3 separate regions of the Homo sapiens genome follow, and all the other regions are linked to region 1. A link is an interaction called in ENCODE POLR2A ChIA-PET data of the cell type or tissue named here. Cell type or tissue: PC-9. All regions are shown on one strand. Region 1 overlaps LRP1 (LDL receptor related protein 1). Region 2 has its middle 4.3 kb from the start of NEMP1. Region 3 overlaps LRP1 (LDL receptor related protein 1).

What was found. ChIA-PET counts read pairs that join two places held together with the same protein. Peaks named below come from ENCODE experiments on the same cell type or tissue, not always from the same donor. Only the 100,000 strongest peaks of a DNase experiment are listed, where the experiment ranks them.
Region 2: POLR2A ChIA-PET joins it to region 1 with 33 read pairs; 13 of 35 experiments call an interaction of 5 or more read pairs at or near these places.
Region 3: POLR2A ChIA-PET joins it to region 1 with 25 read pairs; 7 of 35 experiments call an interaction of 5 or more read pairs at or near these places.

The regions. Positions count from the first base shown.
Region 1 is chr12:57,212,510-57,215,009 of GRCh38, reverse strand. LRP1 (LDL receptor related protein 1) reads right to left here. Exons shown (of 89, transcript NM_002332.3): 89 at 1,649-2,500. The coding sequence ends at 2,455. Among named protein-coding and RNA genes, the nearest start is that of NXPH4, 3.0 kb to the left of the region's middle. RefSeq lists an enhancer at 1-338 and a silencer at 1,572-1,621. In PC-9, CTCF peaks have their summits at 315, 518 (motif pointing left) and 1,508 (motif pointing left); DNase peaks (open chromatin) are centred at 609, 1,089 and 1,519; H3K4me3 peaks cover 891 bases; H3K27ac peaks cover 1,358 bases.
Region 2 is chr12:57,081,873-57,084,372 of GRCh38, reverse strand. It overlaps a transcript of NEMP1 not described here. Among named protein-coding and RNA genes, the nearest start is that of NEMP1, 4.3 kb to the right of the region's middle. In PC-9, no CTCF peak of the experiment used is centred here; no DNase peak of the experiment used is centred here.
Region 3 is chr12:57,147,692-57,150,191 of GRCh38, reverse strand. All of the region lies in intron 6 of LRP1 (LDL receptor related protein 1), which reads right to left. Among named protein-coding and RNA genes, the nearest start is that of LRP1-AS, 1.3 kb to the right of the region's middle. RefSeq lists an enhancer at 246-1,173. In PC-9, no CTCF peak of the experiment used is centred here; no DNase peak of the experiment used is centred here.

The DNA.
Region 1 (2,500 bases):
CCCCTGTCTCTCCGCCTCTGGGTTTCTGCCTCTCATTCGGTATCAGCTTCTGTCCCTGGTTCTCAGCCTCTGTCCCTGGTTCTTCCCATCTCTCAGGCCAAGGTGAGGGCTTCCCACCTGCCTCCCGGGTGGGTAGTTTGAGAAACTGCCTCCTGGTGGACCTTCTCCTAGCAGGTCCTGACAGGCGGAGTGGGGGATGCTGACTGGAGGGGTATGCCTTCCAAGCTGCAGCGGGGGTCCCTTGTCGCTCTGCCCAGGATCTTGAGGTGACAGGCAGAGATCAGTGGCTCCCGGGGGGCACCAGATGCACCGATGGCAGAGGGGCAGGGTTGGGGCTGGTGGTGGTGGGAGCAGGCAGGCGCTGGGGCAGGGAGGGGAGCTGGCTGGCAGAGGGTGGAGGGGTGTGGCAAAATAGCCGGAGAGAAGGAAGCGAGAGACTGGGCTGGGGTCCCCCGCAGGTGCATAATGAGTGCTGAGGCGGGGGCTGTGTGGGGCTTCAGGATAGGCGGTGCTCCAGGCGTACAGACACCACCTGGTGGCCAGATTGGGACACAGACCTCCTACTCGGCAACCACGGATTCTGTTTCCCCGCAGTTGCCCATCCAGGGCCCTTTTGAAGGCAGGGGAGGATCTCAGAGTTGGCTTGGAGGATGAGGTTGGAGAGAGCTTCTGAAGGCTAAGAAGGGAAGGGGAGGGCTCCTCTTTCCACAGGTGCCTAGACTTGTAGCTTCCCCAAGGCAGAAGGAAGCCTGGGAGGAATCTCCTGGAGTTGAACCAGTGAGGGAGGAGGAATGAAAGGCAGCACTTCCTGGTTGGGAGTTGGGTAAGGGATCTTCAGACATTTGCAGCCACCCTTCCTGAGCTCATATTTGCTGTACTGGGACTCAAACCCTCTCTAGTCCTGGGCAGTGTAAACTGTGCAACTTTCTGCAAGAAGTTTCCCCCTCTAGGCAGGGGTTGAAATGGACCTGGACACTTTTGATTGACAGTTTTTTCCTGTTACCCCCTGGAATGACTGAAATGATTGGTGAGCTGGAGCTGCTGGGGGCCTAGAGGGCCTGGCAAACTGGTCTTCCCAGCTCTCCTTTACCGCAGGAGACACCTGGCTCTGGAATGCAGCATTTTACTTCGCATTTGATTCATTAGTCTCCACAAAGTGAGACGTCAGTGCTTCAAGAGCAGACTCAGGCAGAGAGAACCGCATGGGAGGACCCTGAAGGATGAGAAAACCTTTGCAGCCTCAGTGTATTCACTTCTTATAGTGGGGCTTCTCACTGTGGGTGATCATTTTGGGTAGGGGGGTGGTGTCTGGTAGAAGTGAATGCAGAGAAACAGATCTGAGTTAGTGTCCTAGACCCAGAGGGAACACAAAATCTGGAGACTCGAAGTCATGGCTGAAGGTCACACAGCCAGGAGAAGCAGATCTTCCATGTCAAGTCCAGTGCCACCCGCTTCCCGGGCACAGTAAGATGGAGAGGGGGAGGGCCCTGGGAGAAGGGCACTAAAAACCACGCGCCAGCCTGCCTCCAGCACGGGGCAGGTCTCCCTCTGGTGGCCGAAGCAGGAAAGCGCAGCCCCAGCTCCCAGCGTCTCTCACACACAGGCAGACACCAGCGGCTTTTTTTCTTTCTTTTTTTTTTTTTTGGCCTTTTTTTTTTTTTTTTTTTTTACAATTTTATTTATAACAATATCTGTGTTATTTAGTTGTAAAGGAATTCAGCAAAAATTATTAAAACGTTCACGTCCCCAAAACGGGGCTGCCCGCTTTCCCTTCCTGGGTGTGGCCCACCTCCTTGGCGTCCCCAGGGGAGGGGAGGCTGGAGGAATGTTTACCAGAGGAAGTCTCCAGCCCTGGGAACCTCGGTGGGGGCCCTGGAGACAGGGAGGGCCTGTCTGGGAGGGGGGTTGAGCATGGCCATCTCATAGGTGCCCCTGGAGTTGGGGCTGGGGTTTGGGGTGGCCTCCCCCAAGAACTAAAACACTCCATCCTTTCCCGCCTACCTCACCCAGAGCCACGTCTTCCAGACAGGGGCAGCAAAGAACTCTCCCTTCCCAGAATTAGCCCTCAGGAAGCTGTGGGAGCGGGCAAGCAGGGATGGGGCGAGAGGGGAGAGCCTTGGCAAAGTGTCTTATACAGGGAGGGGAAGGCTGCACCACCAGCTCTCCCAGTGGGGTGCGTTCTGGTGGGAGGGTAGGAGGTGCAGCCCCAAGCCCTCCCTGCCTGTCTCCCTGAAGGCAGCATGGGGGTGCCAAGGAGCAGGCAGGGAGGGGATGGAGAAATAATACTGTGCTCGCTTGCCGGCTTGCTCGCTCACATATAAAATGTAATTCCTTCATTTTTACATTTATACATCCGGCGGGGCCAGGGAAGGGCTGGCTGGGGAGGGGCTCACTGAAGGACTTCACTGGCAGGGGGCAGGAGGCTTTCTGGGGGCAGTCCGACGGGGCAGGGCCCTATGCCAAGGGGTCCCCTATCTCGTCCTCAGGGCCCCGGCCCAGG
Region 2 (2,500 bases), 130 kb after region 1:
ATGGAGTGTTCCTTCTCAAAACTCTGGAATAGCCTTCATCAAATATTCGTGGCCTGCAAATCCTTTATCCACAATTCCTAAATTTAAAAAAATTATGAAAACCAAAAGCTTGACCGGGTACTGTGGTTTATGCCCTTAATCTCAGCACTTTGGGAGGCTGAGGTGGGTGGATCACCTGAGGTCAGGAGTCCAAGACAAGCCGGCCAACATAGCGAAACCCCGTCTCTACTAAAAATACAAAAATTACCTGGGCGTGGTGGCGCATGCCTGTAATCCCAGCTACTCGGGAGGTGGAGGCACGAGAATCGCTTGAACCTGGGAAGCAGAAGTTGCAGTGAGCCGAGATCGCGCCATCGCACTCCAGCCTGGGTGACAGAGTGAGACTCGGTCTCAAAACAAAACAAAACAAAACAAAACAGAAGAAAACAAAAATTAACTGGGCGTGGTGGCGGGCGCCTGTAATCCCAGCTACTCGGGAGGTGGAGGCATGAGAATCGCTTGAACCTGGGAAGCAGAAGTTGCAGCAAGCTGAGATCACGCCATTGCACTCTGGCCTGGGCGATAAAAGCAAAACTCCGTCTCAAAAACAAAAACAAAATCTTTTTCATAACATATTTGACAATAAAACCTAATCTGAACTGAATTTATTTTGTGGCAGAACCTGACCTAAACTTACATAAGGTTATTTATAGTTTTCACTTTTCCATCTTTCACTTACCACAGTATGAAGTCATATGTGTCATTCCAGAAATATTAATTTGTTTGATTACTGGGTGCTGTCCTGATGCATTGGGATTGTTGCTTTATATTTTGTATATGCACCATACTATCTTTCAAAAATCCAAAAAATTTTGAAACACATTAACCATCCAGATTTCCCACCCCATTTACTCATCAGTGTTGGCCTGAGTTCTTTTGGCTATTTGCATAAATCCAATCCACCTGCAGATAATGAATATTCATTGCATTGTGTGTTATAGACTCTGAAGGAGATTCTTGTTGTTTTGAGCAGTGTCCTCATTAAAACAAAGCTAAAAGCTTCTTGAATGACTATCTTGAAATGACAGCACTCATTTGGATGATAAGTTGTAATGTGTTTATGGACAGCCAGTCTCATTACCATACACTTCATTTATATATTTTAATAGTCAGTGGTCAGTGATCTTCTGAAATTAGTTCCCCTGGATTTGCTTTAGTGAAAACCAAAGAGCAAGCTCTGAATGATGAGAATGGGGCCTGATAAAAAAAAATGAAGTATGTGTATATATATGTGTATATATACCTACACATAAAAAAATACATATACATATCTATACATATATATTAGCCTTTATTTTATTTTATTTATTTATTTTGAGACAGGGTCTCACTCTGTCACCTAGGCTGCACAGTGGTGCAATCACAGCTCATTGCAGTCTTGACTTCCCAGGCTCAGGTGATTCTCCCACGTCAACCTCCCAAGTAGCTGGGACCACAGGTGCATGCCACCACACCTGGCTAATTTTTTTTTTTTTTGTATTCTTTGTAGAGACGGGGTTTCACTATGTTGCCCAGGCTGGTCTCAAACTCCTAGGCTCAAGTGATCCACCTGCCTCGGCCTCCCAAGACATTGGGATTACAGGCATGAGCCACTGCACCTGCCCAATTTATTCATTTTTTTAGCAACAAGGTCTTACTCTGTCACCCAGGGTGGAGTGCAGAGGCATGATCATGGCTCACTGCAGGCTCAACCTCCCAGACTCAAGTGATCGTCCCATCTCAGCCTCCTGAGCAGCTGGGACTACAGGCACGTGCCAACACACTTGGCTAATTTTTGTATTTTTGTAAAGACAGAGTCCTACTATGTTGCCCAGGCTGGTCTTGAATTCCTGGGCTCAAGCCATCCTCAGACCCGGTCTCCTAAAGTGCTGGGATCACAGGTGTGAACCACTGAGGCTAGCCAACTTTATTTTTAGAAACATTACATGTACAGAAAAATTGAAAAGATAATATGGTGAATTCCTATATACCCTACATTCAATTTCCTCAATTATTATCTGACATTAGTATGGTACATTTAGCACCATTAATGAAACAGTATTGAAACATTATTATTAACTAAAGTCTACAGTTTATTCAGATTTCCTTTGAGTTTTTGTTGTTGTTGTTGTTGTTTAGACTGAGTCTTACTCTGTCACCGGGCTGGAGTGCAGTGGCACTGATCTTGGCTCACTGCTGCAACCTCCGCCTCCCAGGTTCAAGTGATTCTCCTGCCTCAGCCTCCTGAGTAGCTGGGTTTACAGGTGCCCGCCATACGCCCAGCTAATTTTTGTATTTTTAGTAGAGACGGGGTTTCACTATGGTGGCCAGGCTGGTCTTGAACTCCTGATCTCGTGATTCGCCCGCCTTGGCCTCCCAAAGTGCTGGGATTACAGGCGTGAGCCACCATGCTCAGCCTCCGTGTTTTTTTTTGTTTTCTTATTTTTTGAGACGGAGTCTTGCTCTGTCGCCCAGGCTGGAG
Region 3 (2,500 bases), 65 kb after region 1:
AAGAAGGAAGTTTTCCTGTTACAGGCTCCATAGGCCTCTGGAGCTTCTTTGATCATGGCCTCTTCACCTGACTGCAAATACTGTAAGGAGAGCGCTGCCTTTTGTCTTTGTCTCAGGCGTCTGACACACATGTATTGATCCATTGAACAAATATTTATTGAAGACTGAGTCTGTTGTTCTAGAGCTGGGACATCATTTTCCCCCTCTCTTCTACTGCCAGGATCCTGCCTCTCTGGCCTTGGGACACTCCAAGACAGTGGGAGAGGACAGTCTGTCTAGTAATCCTACTCAGGGATCTCGCCTGGGCCTGGGAGAGATGGCGGAGAGTCTGAGGACTTCGAAGGTGGGAAGGAGACCTCCTGGCGAGCCTGGCAGAAGCTCTGCTAAACGATGTGGCCTCATGCTCCTTGTTTCCTGCTGGGTCCCGACTTCAGCTCTTCCTTCCACCAGCCAGTCTGGAGCTTAGCCGTGTTGTGTCACCTCGTTCTCCTGGGCTCTCTTCCTGCTCCTGCCTGTGATTCCAGCCTGTGGTTATGTCCTGCTACCTTCCCCTGCCTGGCTTAGGTCCCCAAGAGGCATTTCGACCTAGATCCCAGGGATGATGCCTGGATTCCACTCAGCCCATCTTAGGGTCTTCCCTCTATTGAGAAATCCTTGCCGGGCTCTAAAACACATCTCTCTTGCTTAAGTTACTTCCTTTGGCTTGAAAACAGCAAGGGGAGTGCTGGGAGCAGTCTGGGTGGAGAGGCAATTTCAAGGAGACAGCGGGGGAGGAGAGGACAGGGCTGGATCTGGGCCGGGAGACACAGGGCTGGCCCGGGCCAGGAGAGAGGAGGAGCAAGAGTGAGCTGTTAAATGATTAGGAAACTCAGAACAGGAATGGGAAGCAAAAGTGCCAGGATGCAGGGGGCCTAAGGCCAAAGAGTGGGGTGGCTAGAGCCACCCCTCCCCAAACAGCCTGGCATCCCATGGGTCAGAAAGGCCAAGGATGGGCATGGTTAGCTTTCACATGTGAAGTCTGGAAGTGCTTTGTAGGCAGGGTGGGAGGCTGAGAGGGTCCAGGGGTGCCCAGCACAGTGGGGAGGTAGCACCCCTTCCAGCAGCAGCAGCCAGTTCATTAGACTCAGAGGGACTGCTGTCTGCCCCTTCTTTGCCTCCCCTCTAGACAAATCACTACCCCATTTCCTGTTGTGATTTCGAAAACACACACACTAAAAAAATAAATAAATAAAAGAAAGGGAGAGGAAGGGAAAAGTGAAGTTGGCCAGCTGGACCTGGGACCCATTTCGCAACCTTGCTGCCTGCAGCCTAGGGGCCCTTTGCTGAGCTCCCCAGCCACCTCCTTCTTCCCCATGCAGCATGGTGCAGGGAGGGGAACCCTGAGACCTCTGAGAGCCCCTTCAGACCATCCTTTCACACACAGTCCAAACTCCTGAGTGACTTCAGCAAACCCGATTTCCTTCAAGGCCTCTATTTACAACCTCAGAACCTCCCCTCACCATACACACCCATGTTCCCAGGACCCCAATCTTGCAGTCTGCCTCATTCTTTCTACAGTGGTGGCATCCTCCAAGGTGAAGGGAATACAGATCAGAGGAGCTCAGCTTAGGAAATGCAGGGCTGGGCTGGGGTCGGTAGACTGCACCACCAGGCCTGCCCAGGGGCAGCCTGGCAGGAGGCTGGACAAAGCTGGGTTACAGGCTCCATAGGCCTCTGGAGCTGAGAGACTGGTCAGAGGTGGGGGTGAGAGTGCGCAGGCCTGGTTCCTGACTAAGGGACTATCAGGCCTGTTGATCCCTCTGGGCCTCAATTTTCAGAACTTTAGTCTTTTGTGTATCACTTTCAAAATGTCTACCATGCTTATGTACAGCTTGCGCTACTGTTTATTACCAGTTATTTCAATTAACTTACTTTTCTTATTTCGCTGCATGCTAAACAATTGCTGAAGTAACAGATTTGATGTGCTAGTTACAGGAGTTTCCTAATGCATATCAAATAAAAACGTAACTATAACAGTTAAAAAAAAAAAAAAAAAGCTTGTCCAGGTACCATCTAAAATCAAATCAATGCATAGCCCCTTTGAGAAAGCAGTAGTGAAAGCCAGGGCTGCTCTTGGTACTGGCCAAGGGTCTTGCCTTCTCTTCCGGCTCTCACCATGGAGTTCTCTGGTCTTGGAATTCGAGCCTCATAGACCTCCCCAAACCACTGGGCCAGCGGCAGAGGGGAGGGGGAGGTAATCTCAGGTGGGAGGAAAAGAGATGACCCACCCAATCCAGGGGGATAACACTGGGCCTGAGGCAGGAGGGTCAGCAGCCCTGGGGCATTGAAGAGGAATGTTCACACACTGCAGGGCCTCAGGGGGGCCCTCGGGGGCTCTCAGGACTCCACAACAGGTCTGACTCACATGGCCCAGGACACATGTGAACCAGGCTCATTTCCTGGCCTCCTTCCTTCTTTCTATTCTATTTCTGCTTCCAGAGTTTTCTCTGGGGCAGGCTCC